Linked DNA regions of Homo sapiens: region 1 is linked to region 2. A link is a contact called in ENCODE Hi-C or POLR2A ChIA-PET data. All regions are on one chromosome and are shown on one strand. The core of a region is the stretch at or near the end of the contact, and the rest is flanking DNA. Distances in the headings are between cores, read along the strand shown. Region 1 holds the start of DYNC2LI1 (dynein cytoplasmic 2 light intermediate chain 1). Region 2 overlaps PLEKHH2 (pleckstrin homology, MyTH4 and FERM domain containing H2).

What was found. A loop is a pair of places that touch in the nucleus more often than their neighbours do. ChIA-PET counts read pairs that join two places held with the same protein, here RNA polymerase II (POLR2A). Pooled maps may share reads with other maps.
Region 1: a loop to region 2 is called in a map of ascending aorta, with 2.3 times the contacts of the local background. The contact joins the promoter of DYNC2LI1 here to the enhancer-like site in region 2. A Hi-C loop is called at or near these places in 1 of 168 maps with a recorded cell type or tissue (ascending aorta) and 2 of 50 pooled maps. POLR2A ChIA-PET finds 5 or more read pairs at or near these places in 5 of 52 experiments (HepG2, MCF 10A, OCI-LY7 and 2 more).

What each region holds. Positions count from the first base shown.
Region 1 is chr2:43,769,796-43,775,741 of GRCh38, reverse strand. DYNC2LI1 (dynein cytoplasmic 2 light intermediate chain 1) reads right to left here and starts at 1,703. Exons shown (of 13, transcript NM_016008.4): 1 at 1,596-1,703. The coding sequence starts at 1,603. LOC105374571 (a long non-coding RNA gene) reads right to left here and starts at 1,589. Exons shown (of 2, transcript XR_940033.2): 1 at 1,196-1,589; 2 at 750-869. It also overlaps the pseudogene RN7SKP66. RefSeq lists an enhancer at 1,768-1,817.
Region 2 is chr2:43,735,558-43,741,720 of GRCh38, reverse strand. PLEKHH2 (pleckstrin homology, MyTH4 and FERM domain containing H2) reads right to left here. Exons shown (of 30, transcript NM_172069.4): 20 at 3,201-3,380; 21 at 678-775. Among named protein-coding and RNA genes, the nearest start is that of DYNC2LI1, 35 kb to the left of the region's middle. Within about 2 kb of position 4,145, at least 3 of the 41 ENCODE cell types and tissues checked have a DNase peak (open chromatin) inside an H3K27ac peak, as active enhancers do; they include ascending aorta, where a contact is called at or near this core.

The sequences.
Region 1 (5,946 bases), core at 454-2,953, 36 kb before region 2:
CACTCCAGCCTGGGCAACAGAGCGAGACTCTGTCTAAAAAAAAAAAAAAGAAAATAAAAAAAGAAAAAGAAAAGAAATTAGCTGGGTGTGGTGACATGCACTCGTGGTCCCAGCTACTAGGGAGGCTGAGGCAGGAGGATTGCCTGAGCCCTGGAGGTCGAGGCTGCAGTAAGCATGTTGACATCACTGCACTCCAGCCTGGGTGACACAGCAAGACCTTGTCTCCCCCCGCCAAAAAAAAACCATAAAGAAAGAAAGAAAAAAAAACCCTAAAACCACAAACATTTTGAAAACAATCCTTTCATTGATTTCTTTACACAGATATATAACTTTACACGATAAAATCATATATATATTAATTAAAGCCTAAGTGAAAATGGAATATTAAACTAAAAACTAACCATGGGCAAGACCTGATAGGTCCTAGCCTGATTCTGCTACTTCCTATGTATGTGAACTTGGGAAAACTACCTAACCTCTTTAAATCCTTCATTCCTTTATTAATTAAACAAATATTTATTGAGCACCTAATATATGCAATCCTCTGTGCTATTCCCCAGGCTCAATTGTTTCTCTATCTCTAAAAAGCCAATAAAAAAGAGTATCAGCTTTATAGGATTGTCATAATTGTTAAAATATATATGTAGTTTAGGGCATGGCCTATACAATTACAAAAATTATTGAGGGCTTGTAATTATACTATTCAAGAACCAGGAATAAGAAAAAGGGTCAAAACAGGAGTCCTTAAATGTTTGCACTAAAATTCATGCATTTATTTCACAGGTGAGCCTTCAGAACTCAGTTTCGGGCTGTTTGCTCTTCATTTACACAACATTCTTTCAAAATATGAGGATCTGCTTTCCAAATACCTAGCAGAGAGGAAAGACGGAGGTGCTGCAGTCAGCCACGACACCTGCGGAAATCGGGAAGTATAACCATAGCTTTATAACTAACCAATTATCCCTTGATGGAAAGCTGACAATTCTCCACACTATCCCAAGGAGAGAAAAAGATTTATCCTGCTCTGTGATGCACTCCCTGACCCCTCTCCCCGACGTGCTTAAGCATAAATTGTTGAGAAAAGGTTTAGGAATATCTTGTGAACAGGTAATTAAAATGAATATCATAGAATTGAACAGCTAGAATATAGTTTACAAACCCTCTCCCGTTTCCCCCCTTAAAAGTGATGTTATACTTTCCACAGTGCCTTCCAAGTTTCCCCTCGCTTATTACTGCGAACCCCCGCACCAGGAGGGGAGGCCCCTGGGGAGAGGAGGCTTTGTGGTCTAGCTCATCGCCGAATGTCCTGCTCCGGAAGTAGTCTCTGGCCTGCAAGAAACTTTTATTCAATCATTGAATGGGTGGAGTTGCTGATCTTTCCAAATCTCTCACTTTTCTACCTAGGGAACTTTCTTTTCTTTCCTGTTTGCGGCAGAATCTTTATGCTCAAGGCTGATTCCTAGGTCCCCGACCCTGCATATCCTGGTGGCAAGTAGCCACCCCCACAATCTTCCAACAGCTGGTCCCGCCTGGGCTTCCTCTCTCCAGGAATACTCTCAGTAGCCTTTCCCACGCAAGCCGGGTTCAGGGAATACCTGGGCATCGTCGACGGCCTGGCTGCCGCAAACGTCACAGGCTCGGAGTAGTGACCAGCCTAGAATCAGGCGGCGAGCTCCGCAAGGAGTCTGGGAGTGAGGCCTTCTGGGTTGCCATGGGAGCGACGTCGCGGCCGCGGTTGCGTGGGGAGACGGGCATCATGGGAAATGTAGTTTTCAGGAGTCCTTTTACATCTCATTCTCGGCCTCAAGCCTTAGGATTGCTTTTAGATCCCAAGTTAGTAACTCCTTGTTACCTCCTAGAACGAGATGATAAGGGGTTACAAACCTGGGATCTAAAAGCAATTTTCTTTTATTTTAAAATTTTTTTACTGGGTGTCAACTATATGCCAAGGGTCTCTGCTCTCTCTCTCTCTCATCTTTCACTTTTTTCTTCCCAATCGCCATGATTTAGGAATAGAGGGTGTAACAATCTCTTGAGCTGTTTTCTGCTAATTTACTAGAAGCAAGGAATATTCGGACTTTAAAATTTAAAATAAGGCACGTAATTTTAATATTTTCCAACTTTCTAGATGTTTAGTTGTTTCAAGTTTTATTCAATAGCACATTGTGTATTTATTAATAAATTAATGAAGCAAGTGCATCTCCTACATACTTCATTTACTTTGTGAATGTAGATTATTTTCTTTTGGAACTTTGTGGTCTCTTTATAGATCTGCAGGAGTGTCCAAATAAATAACGAGCATTGAAATAAATAACAATCATTGAATATGCAAGGCCCTATGCTACACAGAATAAGGAATAAAGAGATGAGTAAGAAAAGATCGCTGCCCTTAAGAAAGACACACACTCAGCTAATTATAAGCACCTAAGGAAGTGAGTGATCTAAACTATTGTATAGAGGTACAAAAATTGCATGAGGGCAAGTGACCAATTATGCCTGAAGGAGATGGTGAAACCATGGCACTGATAGTATTTGGTCTGTATTGAATGCTGAGTAGACTCAGGCTTTCTAGCCTAAGATGCCCTGAATATTTGAAGGAGATACCCTCCCTCCAGTCCTCTACTATTCGGCTTGATTTCTATGGTGCGATGTTCAAGTACATGGGCTTTGGCGTGAGATGGACCTAGGTTCAAGTTCTGACTTGGCCACGCTGGCTAAGTTGTCACATTGCCACATCGGGTAAATCACTGAATTTCTGATCCTGTAAAGCGGGAAAGATTGTGAATCTTAAATGAGATAAATGTAGGTAAAACATAACTTACGTGGGTGTCTGACACATTATAACTGCTTAATGCTTGTTATTATTGTGTGATAAGCTGCTGGTCAGCAACTTCGAACAAAGAAACACAAGGAACACATTCCTGGAAACAAGGCTGATGGTTGATAAAAGGGTGTTTATTTCAAATAAAGTCATTGGGAACAAAATCCTCCCAACACCTAGGTATATTTTGGAGACGTAAAGAACACTAAGCTGCACATAGGAAGGGAATTAATGGGAGTAGAGCTCACCGAAGAAAGGATGATTTTTCAAAGGAGGCTTATACATCTGTCATTGAATCAACAGCTATAGCCTGGTGCTAAGCCAGACTTTAAGCTCACAAACTGATATGGGACAGATTGTAATGAATTGTAATGATTTGGGTTCTAGAACTTCAGAATACTTTTGCATGCTAGTTAGGAAGGCCTGTTGATATTGATAGCAATAACGACAGCTAACATTTTTGCCAAGTGCTTGCTATGTACTGGGCACAATACTCAGTACGAGTACTTCAAAAGTACACTTGTTTGAATAACGGGGAGAGGTGTTTGAAGGAGGGAGCTTGGTAACCAGGAAAGTGAAGGTGATCCGGCTGGGCCCTGATCAGCAGCATTGATTCAGGGTTGATTCAGTTGATCTGACTGAGCAGGTGAGTTCCCCTTTCTTCCCTCATTCCTCTTGAGGCCTTCATACTTGGGCAAAGAAAGTGACTTTCCTGGGTAGATGAAGATTGTTCTTAAGGTAAGAATGGAAGGAGAAGGAGACAATTTTATGCTGCTTTCTGGATGGAATGAGCAACAGTGCAGAAGGGTAAAGGCGTGTGCAGGATGTATTTGGGAAACTGAATAGTTTGGGTTGCGATCATATAAAGTGCCTGGTGGAGCTACAGTGGAAGAGCAAACTGGGCAGGTAGATGGGGCTACTGTGAAGGATGCTGTAGTCTAGACTTTACTGTGTTGGTTATGAGAAACCAAATAGGGTTTAAAAATAGGAGTGTGCCATGATTAGACATGAATTTCAGTGAGATAATTTTTTGCAGTTGTGTGAAGGGTGGTTTGGCATCTAGAAGACCATGCGGAGGCTATTAACAATAGCTAGGAAAGTGACAGGCAGAGTTTTAAAATTTTTTCCCTTGTTTTCAAAGTTATATAAGCTAATTGTAGGGGAAAAAACGTATGCACAGAAAATTAAGAGGGTAAAATAAGCATAAGCCAGAAGTAGTAACTATTAGGTATTTTGGAAATACATTTGATATGTTTCATTCTAATCTTTTTTCTTACAAAGTTGAGATTAATTGTAAAGTTAATTAATGTCCTGATTTTAACATGTATTTCCCCATATCAAATTTTAAAAATGCACCATATCAAATTTTAAAACTGCATCATAAACATAACTTTGATGGTTGCAGAATATTTCACTGCATAGATTTTTCGTAATGTACTTAAGCATTCTCCTAATGTTGAGTACATTTGGGGTGGTTCAGAGTGAACACCTAACATGAGCTGGGTTAATCACAGTCCTTCCCTGAAATTTTTCAAACTAGAATTGGGAAAAGTAAGTCACTCTACCTCTAGAGGAAATTAGCATATTTTATGCTAAATGAATTATTTTGTAGTTAGTGAGCACACATCAGACACACATCAATATGAAGGGAAAGTGCTGGCATATGTCTCATGGTTCTAATTGTCCCTAAGGCTTGCCTGTGTCCTCACCTTTCTTATGGCTTGGTTGTTCAGCTTGCTCTTTGATTATATGAGACATCCTAATATCCTTGTAATACAATTTCTCATTTTTGTCTAAGCTAGTTCAAGTTGAATTTTGGAATTTACAGCAAAAAGAGTTCTATCTAATACAATTACTAGACAGTAGAAAGTAAGACGTTGGTAAAAGGGAGAAAAGTCAATGTTTCCTTCTTGATGGATGAACTGGTGATCCTCTTAACCAATTTTAAGGGGCACAGAGCAGGAGAAGCAGGTTTAGAGGACATGGTGAGTTTGAGATATCGTCCAGCAGACAGTTGGACCATTTGGGGTCTGCTGGACTTGGCAGTTAAGTGGTCAGTGATAACCTCATGTGAAGATGTTTCGATAGAATAGTCAGTACATGAAAGCAGTGTTGATGATACCCTATCCCTGAGTGGAACATCTTATAATCTGTACATGATCCAAAACCCAAGAACTCTCCACAAGCTTTCCTAAGGTTACACTTTCTGTAAACTTTTCTCTCATAAAAGGCAACTCTTATTGGGTTTGATAGCATTTTCCAGAAACTCAAGAAGTTAATAACATCTAAGCCATTTCCTCTGGTATCACCCAATATTCAGTTCCTAGGAGCTCCTGGGAATTCATTAGAGCCACATAGTGAGAGAGGGAATTAGCCTTCTTTTGCCACTGCCACTGCTAAAGAAGAGTTGTTTGATTTTCATAAAACCACAGTATAACCTAGCAGCACGTTCAGAAAGAGCGGCCCTTCCCCTCCCACCCCCACTCTGTTTATTAGAAAATTATGTTGGCAGGCCGGGCACGGTGGCTAACGCCTGTAATCCCAGCACTTTGGGAGGACAAGGCGGGCAGATCATCTGAGATCAGGAGTTCAAGACCAGCCTGACCAACATGGTGAAACCCCGTCTCTACTAAAAATACAAAAAATTAGCCGGGCGTGGTGGCAGGCGCCTGTAGTCCCAGCTACTGCAGAGGCTGAGGCGGGAGAATGGCGTGAACCCGGGAGGCGGAGCTTACATGAGCCGAGATGGCGCCACTGCACTCCAGTGTGGGCGACAGAGCGAGACTCCTCTCAAAAGAAAAAAAAAAAAATTAGCTGAGCATGGTGGCAGGTGCCTGTAATCTCAGCTACTCAGGAGGCTGAGGAAGGAGAACTGCTTGAACCCGGGAGGCAGAGGTTGCAGTGAGCCGAGATCGCGCCATTGCACTCCAGCATGGGCAACAAGAGCAAAACCCCGTCTCAAAAAAAATAAAAGAAAATGGACCGGGCGCGGTGGCTCACGCCTGTAATCCCAGCACTTTGGGAGGCCGGGGAGGGCGGATCACAAGGTCAGGAGATCGAGACCATCCTGGCTAACATGGTGAAACCCCGTCTCTACTAAAAATACAAAAAATTAGCCAGTGGTA
Region 2 (6,163 bases), core at 2,896-5,395:
CTTGATCACAGAGGCCCCACAATGTATTATGAACTGTAGAATATTTTCCTATTGCTTCCAAGTTGGGTTTGTTTATTTGTTTGTTTCTTTTACTGTGTTTGCTTTAGTCCAAGAGTTTAAGCAACCTGACACAAACCTCTTGGTGGACAAAATGACCCTGGATAAGCCTTGGCTGAGTGACCTGGGTCCCAATGTAAGAAAGCCATTCTGGAAGTTGAACTTTAAATGTGTTTTTCAAAGGAGTAACAATTCTGAAGTAATTCAAATACATACAATTAGAAAAGGAGGGAAGACCATGGGGGAAATTTTTCACATAAAAGAATTCAATGTGCAGAGAAATAGTAAAAGGGAAAACTAAGGAAACAAAATAGTTGCTTTTATTGAATGAACACCCACTAATGCTAAGTCATTCATACTTGAAATGCAAATGCACTTTTCACTTAAAAATATTCTCTGTCAGTTTTTCAAGTATTTATTGCAATCTTCCCTAAGAGATTTAACATAACAAAGGAAATATTTTCCTAGCTCCACATCAATGATAACCAAAGGCTTCCTGTACCAATATTTGTTTCATACATTCTTCTGAAAATGTACCTGGCAGATCGTTAAATACTTATGATTTATCGTAGACTTTCAGAGGCCACATAAACAGTTCAGCTGGCTAGTATTCTGCACACCTGGAATCTGCATTCCTCTTTAGGTGAAGCCTGAGGAGCCACAGGAAAGGATGATGGGGAAGGAAGAGCCCAACGCAGAGTGCCAAGAGCTGCCAGCCCTGGGCAGGGAGAAGCACCACAGGTTAGATACCACGTGCCAGTCAGAGATCCACATCTGAGTGAGTGCAATGGGCTGATGACAGTCTCTCTTAACCCAAAAACGTTTTGCTTCTTTCACATATGCATGATCTGTTTACAGCATTTATCATAGGTTAAAAACAAAAAACTCTACATTGGGTCAGATCTATGATCCATCTAGTTGTGTGTATGGTTATCTACAACTGAGGAACCAAGGCACAAGCAGACAAGGTGCTCCTTTTTGACGTTACACTCAAAGATTAGGAACATTGTTTCTTTTTTTTCACTTACGTATTTACTCATTCCTTGAAATACAAGTAATAGTTTTGAGAAACGCAGATTGCAGAACAGTAGAAAACACATGCCCTAAATCAAAACCAATCTACCTACACACACGTATGTATCTACATACCTAAATAAGGGACAAGTATAAAAATATTAACAGAGGTTATCTTTAGGTAGCAGCAATATATGTGATTTTTATTTTTCCTTCGCTCTGTTCTGTATTCTCCTTTCTATATTTTTTCAAGGAAGTATAAAACATGTTACAGCAGAATTCTCTTCTGAAGAACATGGTGGTTAATGCTCAACCACTAAACAAGGTACAAAAAGTCTTCAAACAACAAAAAAATTTTTTTAATTTCTTTATCCTATAAAACACTGCATTTGTTAAAAAATGTTAAGCATTAGACAAACTCATTAGAGTAAATAAATGTAAAAGTAGGATAGAGATCTCATTTGCCCTTGTTTGTTATATATAATTTTTCAGTCATTTTTAAAACGTTATATTAAAAAAGTTGGATAGAGATCTTATTTGCCCTTGTTTCCTATGTATAATTTTCAGCCATTTTTAAAACGTTATATTAAAAAAGAGGGAGAAATAGGCATTGTCCCTGCCCTTAAGGAACCTACAGTCTAGTAGGAGACAGTTATATATTTAAACAGTAAATTATAATACAACATGGTAATACCACGTATTAACTTTTTAAAGCATAACCAATGGAAGGAATGACTAACTTCTTGTGGAGTCAAGGAAGGCATCACAGGGAATATGTTGCTTAGGCTGGACTATAAAGTCTACGGAAGGGAAGGAAGAGGAGGGATCCAGGTAACAGGAATACCATCAGGTGCATGGTGGAGAATATTGCAAAGGTGGAGTGTGTTTGAAGGATGGGGCGAATTTATTCATTCACTGTCTGCTGGAGGCAGGAAGTGGAGAAAGAGCGGGCCAGTGGAGCCAGATGACAAAGTGTTCTTGATGCAGATGAAGCTTAAGCTTCAGATTCCCTCTTGGGCACAGGTCCTGGGAAAGGCTTATTAACTGTGTTTACATGGTCATATGATTTCTAAAATGTGCAAAAGTAATCCATTTTCAAGTCTTTGTCTTAAAGAGCATTTCCCAAACTGTATAAGCTTCGGTCTCACAAAACCTAGATCCAACCCCGACAGTCCTATATGCTAAGGTAAGAAATTTCTGATTTATCCTGTGGCTAACAGGCAGTCAATACACAAAGATAAAAACAGGTGTTCATTGAAGAGTAAACACAGATGACTACCAAACACCTGAAAAATATATTCAACTGCACTAATAAAGAAACGCATCCTGAGTCAATAGTGAAATATTTTTTTTTGCCTGGTAAGAATTTAAAATATACTGAATGTTGTTGAAGATATAGGAAAATTCTAAAAATGAATTCAAAGGAATTCGCTGGACCTGTCCACAAGATTTAGGTTCCTGGTGGGCGCGGTGGCTCACACCTGTAATCCCAGTACTTTGGGAGGCCAGAGCGGGCGGATCACCTGAGATCAGGAGTTCGAGGCCAGCCTGACCAACATGGTGAAACCCCATCTCTGCTAAAAATGCAAAATTAGCCGGGAGTGTTGGCACATGCCTGTAATCTCAGCTACTTGGGAGGCTGAGGCAGGAGAATTGCTTGAACCCGGGAGGCGGAGGTTCCAGTGAGCCGACATTGTGCCATTGCACTCCAGCCTGGGCAACAAGAGCGAAACTCCATCTCATTTAGGTTCAAAGATGTCTACTGCAGAGGTATTTATTATAGGAAAAAATATAGAAATGTATCGTACTTAATGTTAACATGACCATTAATGTTTTGAAGAATGTCTAAGGATATAGGGGAAACGATTATTTTCTATAGTTTAAAAAAGTAGTATGCACACTGTAACTCCAGCAATATAAAAAACTGTGAGTGTACACACACCAACATACACACATTTATATATAAACATATAAATAAACCAAAAAGGTAGACATCAAAATATTAATACCTATTTTTCCTTCTGCACTTTTTGTATTCTCCAAATGTCTATGCTGAATGTGTATCATTCTTACAATCAGAAAAAAAAACACTTTAAATTGCATGTATATGTATCAATATTAATATCTACCTGCAATGGTCCTGGTTGATTCTGTGGCTGTCTTCGTCTTGTCTGTTTAATAAGCTGACAGCAAATTTCATTCTGCAGCTCAGGATGTGTCAGGCAGATTTGCAAAGCACTCTGGGCTAAAGATATGTGGTAATCAATTGCAGGAGAGTCAACTGCAGCATTTATAAAAAGCTGGCAGGTCTGAATTAAACAAAAAAAGATATATTCAAGGTGAGGAGTGATTAGATTTATTCTGCATGAATTATATCGAATATCTTTTCAGCAGTAGTTTTTGTTTAAAATGATGGAAAAGGATATATTATGATAACACTAATCAAAAGAAATCTGGAATCGCCACAATAATAGCAGACAAAGCAGATTTCAGAGCAAGGAATTCTGCCAGAGATAAAGAGGGTCATTTTATAATGATAAAGGGGTCAGTTCATCTAGAAGACATAACAATCCTAAACATCTACATACTTAATAACAGAGCTTCAGAATACATGTGAATCTCATCCAGCATATTTTTCATTTTAGTCACTGCATTTTTCATCTCTAAAAATTCAATTTGGGTCTTTTTAATATCTTCTCTTACTCTTCTTAAAATGCTCATGCTTTCCTTTACCTTCCTGAACATGTGAAGTGTGGTGGCCAATCTCCAAAGTGGTCCTCCGTGATCTCCACATCCTGACATTCAGATCCATAGTTAATTCCCTCCTGTATTCTACCAGGGTTGGTCTGTGTGACTGGTAGCATGTGGCACGCCATTTCTAAGATTAGCTTATAAAAAACAATGCACTTCCATCTTGGTCACTCTCTCTCTTTCCCCGTTAGATCATTTCCTCTGGGGAAGGTAGCTGCCATGTCTTGAGCAGTCATTTGGAGAGGCCCATGTAGTGAGGTACTGAGGCTTCTTTGCCAACAGCCACGTGAGAGAGTTTGGAATCCTCCAGCCCCATTCCAATCTTCAGATGCCTGCTACCCCCGCTGACAGCTTGATGGTACCGCCAGGAGACTATGAGTCAGAACCACCCAGCTAAACTGCTTCTAGATTCCTGACCCTTCAAAACTGTGTGAAATAGCAAATGTTGTAAGTCACTAAGTGTTGGGGAAATTTTAAATGTAACAGTAGACAACAGATACACAGAAATGTCCTTATCTACCATCACCTGCATCATTTCTAGATATGTTTCTATGATTACTTTTTCTTACCCATTGTATTGTCATACTTGACCCGATTCTCTGTATGCCTGGTGATCTTTGACTGGATGCAGACGTTGTGAATGTTATACTCTTGGGCACTGGACTTTTTGGTATGCTTTAAACATTTTTTAGCTTTGCTCTGAGATGACAGTTAAATTACTTGGAAATGGTTCGGTTCTTCCAAGGTCTGTTTTAAGTTTCTTAGGGTGGACCAAAACAGCCTTACATTTAGGACTATCTGGGCCCCATTCCAGAGGCAATCACCTTCTGTGCACTCTATTTGATGTCCAATGTATCAAAGATTTTTCCATTCTAGAAGATGGGAAAACTGTTTCCAGCTCTGTGTGAGCTGGAATTTTTTTGCCTGTGTCTTTCTGTCCTCAGCCTCAGGTACTTTCCGCACATACACACATGCTTATCAGTTCTCAGATGAAAACACGAATCTCTGGAGCTCTCCCTCCCTCCCTCTCTTTAGCTCTCTCCTCTCAGCCCTGTGATTGATTGATTTATTTATTTTTTAGACGGAGTCTTGCTCTGTTGCCCAGGCTGGAGAACAGAGCTCAGCGCAACTTCTGCCTCCTGGGTTCAAGTGATTCTCCTGCGTCAGCCTCCCAAGTAGTGAGATTACAGGCACCAACCACCACAACTCGCTAATTTTTTTATTTTTAGTAGAGACAGGGTTTCCCCCTGTTGGCCAGGCTGGTCTCGAACTCCTGATCTCAGGTGATACACCCACCTCAGCCTCCCAAAGTGCTGGGGTTACAGGGTGAGCCACCGCGCCCGATCAGCCCTGTGAAGTCTAACTACCTTGGCCTTCTCAAATTCTGAACTCTGTCTCCGTGACTCAGGAAGACTGCCAGGCTCTATTTGGGTGCTCCCTCTCTGCACAGCAGTCTTGAATCTCTCCAGACAGTAAGCTGCAGCAATCACAGGGCGTATGTCATTAGTTTTTTCCGAAGAATCTGTCCTACACTGCCTACATTCAACATCTGAAAACCACTGGCAGGGCAAATCCAGTCCCTGTGGCTCCATCATGGCCCAAAGTAGTTCTTCCTTTTTATCTTCTAACTGGTTGTTGCTTGCACACATAAAAGCGTTTGTTTTTTGCTTATTTTGTACCTCTCACTATCTTATCAAATTCTCTTTTTGTTTGTAGTAGTTTTTTAGTTTGTTCTTTTGGGTTTTCTGGGTATACAAATATACCATCTGTAAATATTTTCATTTATTGCCTAATAACATCGGTTAGTTCCCTAACAGAATGTTAAATAATAATAATAATAACAAACTTTATGTAATTTATACTTTAATTGAAAAATTTAAAAAATAATGGGGCATATCTTTGTCTTTTTCTCACTTTAGTGGAAATGTTTCTAAAATTTCTCCATAAAGCATGATGCTTGCTTTTAGCTAAAACAAGAATATTTTATCATGTTGAAGTATCTATGTATTGCTATTCTATAAATGTTAAATTTGTCAAATGCCTTTTCGGCATCTACAGATATGATTATCTCCCTAATAATAAGTAATATTAATAGATATCCCAATACTTAGCCATCCTTGATTTCCTAGAATAAATCCCTTTCAGTCATAATTTAATATTTTCTAACATTAAAAAATGTTATTGACACATAATAGCTGCATATATTATTGGAGCATATGAATTTTTTGATACATGCCTGCAACATGTAATAATCAAATCAAGGGAATTGGGATACCCACTACCTCTAACATTTGTAATTTCTTTGTGTTGGGAACATTCCAAATCTTCTCTTCTAAGTATT